Linked DNA regions of Mus musculus: region 2 is linked to region 1. A link is a loop called in an ENCODE intact Hi-C map of the cell type or tissue named here. Cell type or tissue: left cerebral cortex. All regions are shown on one strand.

Evidence for each region. Peaks named below come from ENCODE experiments on the same cell type or tissue, not always from the same donor. Only the 100,000 strongest peaks of a DNase experiment are listed, where the experiment ranks them.
Region 2: a loop joins it to region 1, with 10 times the contacts of the local background. A loop is called at or near these places in 1 of 42 quality-filtered maps.

The regions. Positions count from the first base shown.
Region 1 is chr7:141,802,740-141,807,739 of GRCm38, reverse strand. It overlaps Muc5ac (mucin 5, subtypes A and C, tracheobronchial/gastric), which reads right to left. Exons shown (of 49, transcript NM_010844.3): 25 at 4,742-4,981; 26 at 4,272-4,428; 27 at 3,326-3,454; 28 at 2,912-3,065; 29 at 2,241-2,284; 30 at 1,942-2,127; 31 at 1-792. Among named protein-coding and RNA genes, the nearest start is that of Muc5ac, 16 kb to the right of the region's middle. In left cerebral cortex, no CTCF peak of the experiment used is centred here; DNase peaks (open chromatin) are centred at 2,172 and 4,353; H3K27ac peaks cover 234 bases.
Region 2 is chr7:141,899,343-141,904,342 of GRCm38, reverse strand. It overlaps Tollip (toll interacting protein), which reads left to right and starts at 1,882. Exons shown (of 6, transcript NM_023764.4): 1 at 1,882-2,067. The coding sequence starts at 2,035. In left cerebral cortex, no CTCF peak of the experiment used is centred here; DNase peaks (open chromatin) are centred at 1,384, 1,791, 2,461 and 3,559; H3K4me3 peaks cover 3,219 bases; H3K27ac peaks cover 2,512 bases.

The DNA.
Region 1 (5,000 bases):
TTGTCTCAGAGGAAGGCATGGTGGACCCTGAGGTTGAGATGGACACAGACGATATGGCTGGAGTTGGCTCTGGTGTTGGGCTAGTGATGGGCAGAGTTGTTTTAACAGTGGTAGAACTGACTGGGGCAGGAGTAGATGAAGCTGGAGTTGGTGAAGAAGGCACTGAGGAAGAGGGAGACAGACCTGGGGTGTGGGTAGAAGAACCTGAGGTAACTGTACTGCTGTATGGGTGCTCAGTTGAGGTAACAGGGACTGAGGAGGTTGTGTTATCCAAATTAGTCGTCCTGGAGGATGATATCACATGGGTCGTCTGGGAGGTTGGACAGCTGACGGGGGTACAGCACTGGACTTTGATCTGGTAGTTGTCACAGAGCCCTGACAGCTGATCACTGTTGTAACAGATCAGCCCCACTGTTGTGCTACACTCCAGGTGCTGCTGCAGCTCGGGAAGAGGCACCCCGGGGCTAGCCTCAGCACGGCACTCTACTGCTTTTGGCACTTGGCAGATTGGGTAGCCATGGGCACGGAGGTTCTCCAGAGTGTCAAAGTCACCACTGTCAATGCCACGTCCAGGACGGCTAACATCCATCCAGGGAGACCAGAGGCACTCCTCCCGGCAACCTGATGTGGTTACGGCGGAGGCTGAAGTAGACATGGTCATAGGAGCTGTAACAGGGCTCTTCACAGACAATATGCTGCTGGTTGTCGATGCAGCCTTGCTTGAGGCCCCTGAGGACCCTACACTCGGGGTAGGGCTGGAATGTGTGCTGGAGGGTTGCATTGAGGTCATGACTGTGGACAAAAGTAACAGGAATGAGCACTGGGGCCTTGGGACTGCCCCCCTGGTCCCTATTCACAGCCTCGCTCCTCCTTCATCGGCTGTCTTGTGGGTCTCACCACCCTGGTCATACCAACTTTGAAAACTGAACATTATAGCCATGTCAGTCAGCCTACCTTCCCAGTGCCTTTCAGTGGGCAGAGATGGTCCATGAACAGACAAATTAATCTCTAAAGAGTAATCTCTACTCTCTGAGCCATGCCCTGAGAGGAATCTACATGCTTAAACCCCTCAAAACTAGTTTGGGGTAACTTTAAAAATCTCCAGGAGGGTGAGACCTCAGAGACGCCTAGCGATCCATGCAGTGTAAAGCAAGCAGGCAGCTATGAATTCTGGGAGAATCTCATATTCATCCAAGGCTGGCCTAGAACCACTTGTTCTCGGAGCTTCTAAGCTAAGGCCTGTTAGGCTGGAACCCCTGCTTGCCCCGCACAAGCTGGGAAACCCCCATCTGCCCTCCTTCCCCCAACCCCACCCACACAGAAAAAACTCCCCCACCCCCTTGGAATAAACTCTGTGCTAACACGTCATCACTTCCCATCTCCAAGTGCTCACCCAAGAGTGCCCGCCCAGGGGCTCAGTTTCTGACCACATATGGGCACAATCCCAGCTCTTAGCTGGTATGCCATCACTCCTCACTTAAGCTCTATAAAACCCCCTTACTTTAGCCTGGATGCCAGTGTAACTTCACTGATCTCCACCTGTGAGATCGGTGAACCCACCTGAGAGCTGCCTCCTAATAAATCTGCCTTTATGTACTTTTAATCTGATCTAATCTGGCCTGTATCTGTGTCACTGAAAGGGAGAGAAAGCCTTTCAAGGCCCACACTCCCTTGAGGTCATGTCCAGTAGCTACAGAAAGCAGCACCATGGATACCAGGCCTGCCAGAATGGGTCAGTGGTCAGTAAGATTGATCCCTTTCTGCTGTGGAACAAAGCAAGGTATTCCTGTCCCTCCCAGCTCTTGAGCCTCATGGCCTGCCACTAATATCTAAAGATAGCCATTAACCTAACATTCAGCAAGAGAGGCAGTACCAATCACCAAGGAGAGGGATACCCCTGGGAAACCTAGCATTTTCTGCCACCAGTCACATCTGCCTTACCGGGCGGTGTGGAGAAGGAGAAAGTGGTGGGGGGTGTAGGGGTGGTGGAGTTGCAGGTGTCAACGCTCCTCTCGATGGTACCATTGGCCCTGCAGTGTGCAGAGATGCAGCCTCCTATGCCATCTGTTGTGTGGTAGATGATCTCCCCAGGATGGAACTGTTGCCCGTTGTAGGTACAGACACAGGCTGTGGGGAATAGATGTTTAGCCTGTCAGAGTGTGCTAAAGTTCTGGCAACGAATGCCCCACCTGCCCACACACCACCCCATCTCCAGCTCAGAGGGAGCTGCAGGAGCTCACCACCAGCATTGTGGGTACAGCGCACACCACTCTCCGTGCAGATGCTGTCAAGAGAAGCAAGAAGTGGAACTGAGCGCATAGGAACTGGAACCCTCTGTTAGAACCTGCTGTGCTTAGTGTTAGTGACGAGACAGCCCTGCCACAGCCTAAGTCTGCTCTACTAAGGTCACACTCTCTCAAGCATTGTCCCCTGTCAATAACTAATAGAGGCAATGTGGACTTTGATGGACATTGTCCCCTCAGCCCTGGCCTGAGTGCACATCACATTCACACACAAGATGGATCTTAAGTCAAGGGTGTCCTCCCTCCCAGATGAGCCTTAGGCCAAAGGCACCTTTCCTCTCACCTGAGCCCCATGCTGAGGTTTTACTCCCTTCATTAAAAAACCCCAGGCCAAGGGTGCCCTCCCTGTCAGCCCAGCCTTAAGCCAAGGCTGCTCTCCTTCCCAGCTCAGCCTAAGGCAACAGTGCTCTCCCTCCTAGCTGAGGCTCAGGCCACTGGGGTTCAGGCAGGTGTGCATCCATGGGGCCCACAGTGCCGATGATGTCATCCTTCCCCCTCAGCTCAACCATGGACTGAGGGTACTTCTAGACCCCAGGCTGGTGCTATAAGATTAGTTCCAATTCCCCACAGTGTTTCAGGTCATCTATTACTCTGGCAGAGTGACTCACCAGGAATCGCAGTTTTTGTCTGAAGGTACTGATGCACCTGGCCGGTACAACTTTCCATTGACGCGGCAGGGGAAGGTGACTGTACAGTTGGATACACACTGCATTGTGCCCTCATCAAAGATGGGGGCTGTTGGTGGGCACTTGGGATAGCATCCTGTGGACCAAGAGACCTGTGTTCCAGACAGAGTCTTCCCAGAGTCCTCTCATTCCATGGCCCAGGTCTGTCCCCTGGGACCAGCCTCAATCACAACATGGTTGAAACCATAAAGGCTCCTAGTGGGATCAGGAAGAATAAAAAGACCCCAGGCCTCCAATCCCAGGATAGACCCCAGGCCGTAGATCCCAGGATTGTCCAAAGTTCTGATCCTAGGAACCCAACAGATCCTGCCCCTCCCAGTTCAGCCTTCAGTCTACCTTCCAGACCACGGAGATCTTGTAGGCACTGTCCAGTAGGGTTCTGGCAGGTACGCATGCAGGGGGCCCCACACGGCTGGTAGTGCCACTCACACTGACCCTCTGGGTTGTAGTAGTCACAGAACAGTGCTGGAAAATGGAAAGAGTTACTGGAATAAGCCTGAGCCTAGGGTCTGCTAAATCATTTCCCACCCCACCCCACCCCAAGAAAGGGTAAGTCAGATAAAGGTTTCTGCCTAATGGGAGTGCCAGAGCAGAAACCATCAAACGGGGCTCTCCAGGTACAGCAGCTGCCCTCAGCCACACCACGCCCTCGGGGCTTCACATGGACTGTGCTTAAGAAGGAGTATTGATGCCTCCAGTGCAGAAGGTTTTCTGAGGCCAGGCTTCCTCCTCTAGCTGCTCACCCTCATTTCTGTTTCACTTTCTTCAGGAAACTATTAACCCTTCAATGCATTCTGATGTGTATACAGAGCTGGCCTCGCCTACCTGGAACCTTGTCTACAGCAGATATCATAGCCTAGTCCTAGCAGTTCCCAGCCCTTGGAGCTGCTCATATTAGAGCCACCTGTTGAGTGGTCACAGTGTTTGTGCACTTGCATGTGCAATACATGCTTGTTCACACACGCATGTGCATGCACAGTGGTGCCCTCCCTCCCAGCCCAGCCTCAAGCTAAGGGTGCCTTCCCTTGGAGATGTGCCTAAGGCAGCAGTGTTCTCCCTCCTAGCTAAAGCTCAAGCCACTTGGGTTCTGGCAGGTGTGCATGCAGGGGGGCCCACAGGGCTGGTAATGTCACTCTTTCCCCTCAGTGTGTGTGTGTGTGTGTGTGTGCTCGCATGCACGTGCACACACACTGGCCAGAACCAAGTCAGAAGGAGCAGAAGGATGCCACCCACCTCACCCCCCAGCCCCACCCTTCAGCAACACAGACAAAGCCCCACTCACGGCAGATGTCTGGTGTCCTCCAGGACACACACACTCCCACTTCATGGCAGGCCTGGGCATAGGCGGCCACAGTGGTGCAGAAACACTCGCAGTCACCCCCTGAGTCACAGGCACAGGCGTCATTCACACAAGCTTCATAGTACTTGGCCGGCTCCACCTGAAAGAGACAAAAGCATCAGGGGACTCCTGCCTCCCCCATCTCTCAGTGCACATACAGGCCTAATCATTTGGACTAGTTTCTACTAGTGTCCATGTTGACAAATGTATGACTGTGAATATCCGGCCAGACCATCATCACATCCATAGGCTGGCCCTGATCACAGAGCTGCCTGAAGCTTCCTCGGTCCATGTTCAGAGTCAACAACCCGCAAACAATAGTGCATTCTAGTGTGTACATGTGGGTCCCTGAACCCTTTGACTGATGGCATCTCCATCCTAGGTCCAGAGACCACCCCACCCCATTGCCGTACATGAGCATGGCAGGCGGAGAAAGTTTCGCTGTTGATGATGCTGCATTGCTTTTGGGCCCAGGACTTGCGGTAAGGGTTGGCAGTGCAGGGGTCCTTGGGCACCAGGACATCCGGGCAGGATGGAGACAACTTCCAGCTATTTCCAAACTCCAACATGTCACTGACCACGGACTGGCTGCGTGTGGTGAAGTCATTGATGGCATTGTCATCAAAGTTCCCACACAGGCCACAGACCCTGCCCTGTAGAGAAACACAGATA
Region 2 (5,000 bases), 97 kb before region 1:
GCCCATAGGCTCACATTGGATTAATTGATCCTCAGTGGTGTATTTGAGAAGGGTTAGGAGGTGTGGCCTTGTTGGAGGAGGTATGTCACTAGGGAAAGACTTTGAGGTTTCAAAAGACTGATCCCAATCCTAATATGTCTCTGTCTCCTGCTTGCCTCTCAGTGGTTGCTCCAGCCACCTGCTATCTCTGCTCCACCATCATGGACTCTAACCTTCTGAAACCATAAGTCTAAATTAAACTCTTCTGTAAGTTACCTTGGTCTTATCCCATCAATAGAAAAGCACTACAAATCCGAGTCAAGAGTGAAGGCAACAAAGGGGACAAATACAAGATGATGAACACAGAGATGCTAAGCCTTTCATCCATTTTCTGTTACCCATAACCTCTCTGCTGAGTGGAGTCAGTACTAGCAGCAGAGCTAGTTTTCAAGTTTCTGCAAAGTAACCTAGGTGAATTTTATCATAGTCCACCTATACCAGAGTTTCTATCTGCTGCAAATCTAGTAGAAACAAGTAAGATTATGTCCAGCCACGTGATCCCCACCATGAGAGAGCTTTAAGTCAAGGAAGAACAAATGCTGTGGTTCTGCTCTGACAGACTGTGCCAGGGCTTGAACTGATTTCAGGAACGTACTGAAGCATTTTATGAGATAAAGTTTTTTCTTGGGAACAATTCCCCCTTGGTGTTGTTGGTGGTGGTGTGTGTCTTTTTTAAACTGCTTAGTACTGAAGGATTTGGGATTCATCAGAGGCCATATGTGTGGTCTTAGTCACAAGGGGATCCTATTGTGCTATCCAGATATAATTTTATACAACAGGTTGTCTGCTGCATGTTTAGACACAAGTCACAGGTTTTGTCTATAACCAAGAAGAAAGGATTGAGCAGGGATGTGGACACCAGGAGAGATCAGGGGTCTCTTTAAAACTCTGTCTGCCACAATGGATAGTCTTTTGTGTCTTAGCTTTATCAGCATAGAGATGACAGTTTGGGCAACAGGAGCTAGAGACCGGTGAGAACTGGATATAGATCAGTGTCCAGGAACAGAGCCCAGATGCAGTCCCATGTTATGCCAAGGTAGAGACTGTCACTAGAGTTGGAAGATGTAATCTTAAAGATGAAAGGAACACAAGAGAACATGGTGTGAGTGAGGAAATGTTCTTGGTACTCCTAGACAGTACCAAGTCTATTGCCGCACAAGTAAAAGGGGACCTACAGACTGGTGACCACCATAGGGTAAACTCCTTATAGGAACTACCCTGGTTCTATCTGGCCAAGTATTCTTCTGAAGAGAGTGCTCTGAAAAGGCAAGAGTGGGTGGCCCGGGTTTCCTAGGGACAGATCTTCATCTCTCCATTCATTTAGCAAATCCAAGGCTGGTGGAAGTTTTCCGTCCCACTCTTGTCTCTCCTTCAGCTTGGTTTCTTCTTTTAAAATTTAAATATAAATGTTCTCCCTCCCACAGAATTTTGAGGTAATTCAAGAGCTTGAGGGTAGCTGGTTCTACTGCCATCTGTTTTTTTTTTCGCTCAGGCAGCCAAACCTCAGTTTTCTCCAAGCGGATCACGCACCTGCAAGCGGTGGTATCACAGCTATCTCCAGTTAGGTGACTAGACGCTGTGGCAACTCGACCGAATTGAGATGTGCGTCCCTGTTCTAGGTGTATGCGACTGGGTGAGCAGGCTTCTGCCCGCAGGAGAGTGTTCAGGTTTAGGCATGCGCAAACAGTCTGACAGCCATTTTAACGGGCTGCTGAGCGCCCGAAGGGAGCCACTGCGCAGGCGTGTACGGGAGACCCATTTCCCCCTGAGGTCGGAACACGCGTGCGCGGATTAGCCGGAAGGGGCGGGGCCAGCTATTGCCAAGCTCTGTGCTTTGGGAACGCCGGGGTGGGGCGGGGCGGGGCGACTGTCAGCTGACTGAAGAGCCGATTGCCTCGCGGGACAACGGTCGGCGACGCAGCTTGTGGTGGGAGCGGAAGAGCTCTCCCGGCGGGTCTCTGTGCAGTTGGCGAGGCAGAGGGCCGCCGCAGCACCATGGCGACCACCGTCAGCACGCAGCGCGGGCCGGTGAGTGCTCTGGGCCAGAGCCTGGCTGGGGCAGTGGAGCCTGGGGTCGGACTCCTCAGTCTTTTACGGGGCCCCTCGCGGGTTGCTCTTCCGTCCCGGGGCTTCGCGGGTCCTACCTTCGGGTACCCACCCGGAGCAGCGACTCTCGTCTATCGGACATCTGGGGTGGAGGAAGGCAGAATTTGATGGTTCCCCAGATGCCCACGGGCCCTGAAGCTCCTGGCCTCCTTCATGGAGAGGGATCCTGACTCCCGTGGTCCTCCTGGGTGGAGGCCCTGAATAGGGTTCCTCTACACAGAAGAAACCTTACCCCATTGGTCCCCAGATGGAGTGGGACCCCGACTTCCCTTAGTTCCTCAGATAGAAAGGGCCCTGAACCCCTTACGTTCTCAGATCTATCACCTGCTTGGTCTCCCAGATGGACACAAGCCCTGACTCTTGGTCTCCCAGATTGAGAGTGGTACTGACTACATTAATTTCCCAAACTGAGAGGTGCCTTGGTTCCCCGTCTCTCAGAGGAGTGGAGTCGGACACCTTTGGTCCCCCAAAGGAGAGAGATAACCTGGTCTCCTTGGTTTCAGAAATGGTGAAAGATCCCACTTTGTAGTCTGTCCTTACTTGTGACAGTTTCCTCTTCTCCCTAACATCTATAGAAAATAGGGTACTACCTCTTGAGCTTAGTTAGTGGCTACCTTTTCAAGCCTCAATTTCTTCATTTATAAACGAGGAGAGGGGAGCAGAGAACTTGGAAGACCCAACAGGGTTGTCTCTTCAGGATTGTCTTGGGTTCTATTATACTACCTGTCTCACCTCCCCTAGTGTGTATGGCCTCCCAGTAGCTCCCTGAGACTGGTGTGGGTGGGATGTTGTTAGCCAACTGTGGCTGTGTGGAGTAGAACATTGTTCTGATCAGCACCTCAGTGCCTTTTCCCCTGAAGTTAATATTGAGTGTGCCTGCAAAGCCTGTGGTTTCCCAGAGTTTTTTCACCCTGACAGCTTGGTGTTGATTGTGTGTGTGTGTGTGCGTGTGTGTGTGTGTGTGTGTGTGTGTGTGTGTGTGTGTAACAGGTAACTCCTTGGGATAGATTACTGATTTCCTGACTTTGAAGAAAGCCTCAGGCTTGTTAGATGCTTTTTAGGAGGGCTTTGAAGCCAGATCTCCTGAGCCACTGTCAAACTTGGATGGAGATTTCCAATGTTGGAGTTACTTTCATGTTCATCAACCCTTCTTCATCCTCACGGTGTCTCAGCAAACTATAGAAGATTGATGGTGGCTGCCAGAGGAGAAAGGGAGACAGAGCTTTGCCCTTTTCATATCCCCTGCCAAGTGGACACATGGCCAAGGAGAGTGGACCCTTTCTTACCGTGTGGTCTGAGAGTGTCCTTATCTCTTGTGGTTCAGGCTGAGTTTGAATTCATCTGATGGTGAACTCCATGTCTGTCATGAGTAAGAAGCTATCTTTCCCTGTTGCTTAGAGAAACTCTGGTGTTGTACAGAGCTGCAATAACCTACACAGTGATGAGTAATTGGGAGTGTCAGATGATGTTGATACTAGCAGAATCTGTGGAGTCAAATCCTGACGTTTGATCTTTCTACTTGCCCAGAGTTCCTGGGAGAATGTAGTCATAGAAATACAACATAGACAGCTGAGTGGTTTTAGGTTTTCATGACTTGTAACTTTGGGCTGTAAGAACTTGTCATAAGTGACGGGTATCTCAAGGTTTATTTGGGATATGCATATCTTCATCATAGTATTAGTGGTCACAATATTTAGAGTAACTGGACACTGAGCCACAGGTGTGGAGCACAGGGACACAGCTATGCATCGTAACTTATGTAAGCCAGAGAATGACAGTCACCATCAGATCTGTGCTCTTTCCAGTGACTTGATGTGGGAGGACTGCATGGGCCATAGCCAGGGTCTCTGTAGAATAGAAGGCCTTGAACTTCATCTGGGAAGTGCTATTTCTTAGAGTGCAGACCTTTTTCAGTTTTCAACTTTTCACTGGCCACTTCACCTGGAATGATATACTCATCTACCTCTGGATTCACTAATATTTGAAAAGCTTTTAGCCAGTTGTCAAGGTCTAGTAGAACTGCCAGAGTGTGGTATGCTTCTCTGCTATTCATATCACACTCAGGGTTGTATGAACCCTAAGTGAACCAAGTGCTGCTTCTAAACAGATGAAGTGCATGCATTTGGTCAGTGCTGGGTCCTGCAAGCAGCCTTCTTTGTGTAGTCCAACCGGGATTAGACCATGGCCCAGTGTCTCCATCCTATGAACCTGGACTTAGGCTTGGGCAGTTGACTCTGTAGCTGACCTTTACCTCTGAGGAGTGGAAAGGACTGACAAGAGTATCTTGGCAGGCTATAAAAGGCAGAGGACAATCTCATCAGGGTGAGGAGGGCTCTCTGTCCTTGGTTAAGGGTTTAGGTGGGCAGGTATGAGGACAGATAGCCGCACCTACATGGTTGTAAAGGAATAAGTTCTTCCCTGGGATATGTGGTCTTTTATAGTTTTAGACTTTAGGGTGTTTTTTTTTTTTTCGTGGGTGGGGGGTTAAAAATAGCCACTGCAGGGCACTGAACCCTATGCTATATCTATATTGCTTTTGAAAATGCTGGTATTTTGAAATTACCAACCCTTTTTGCTACTAAGTCCATAAACCCACTCCTTCCCTACAGTGAGTGACTTGTAGGATCCAACTTCTTGTGGGGATACATGTAGGAGGTCTTGCTCCCTGGAGGCTGCACCACATGTAGGGCTGGCATTTTGAAGGTTCTCCTTTATAGATGTGTTGTGTAGAGTCCCACAGGTTCTGCCTTGTCCTGTGTGAGATGCTGGTTAACCAGTGAGCTTTGCCAGAGACCACTGACTCTGGCTTTGCCCCTCCTCATTCTGTGGGTGGTCCTTAGTGTCCATGCCTTGCT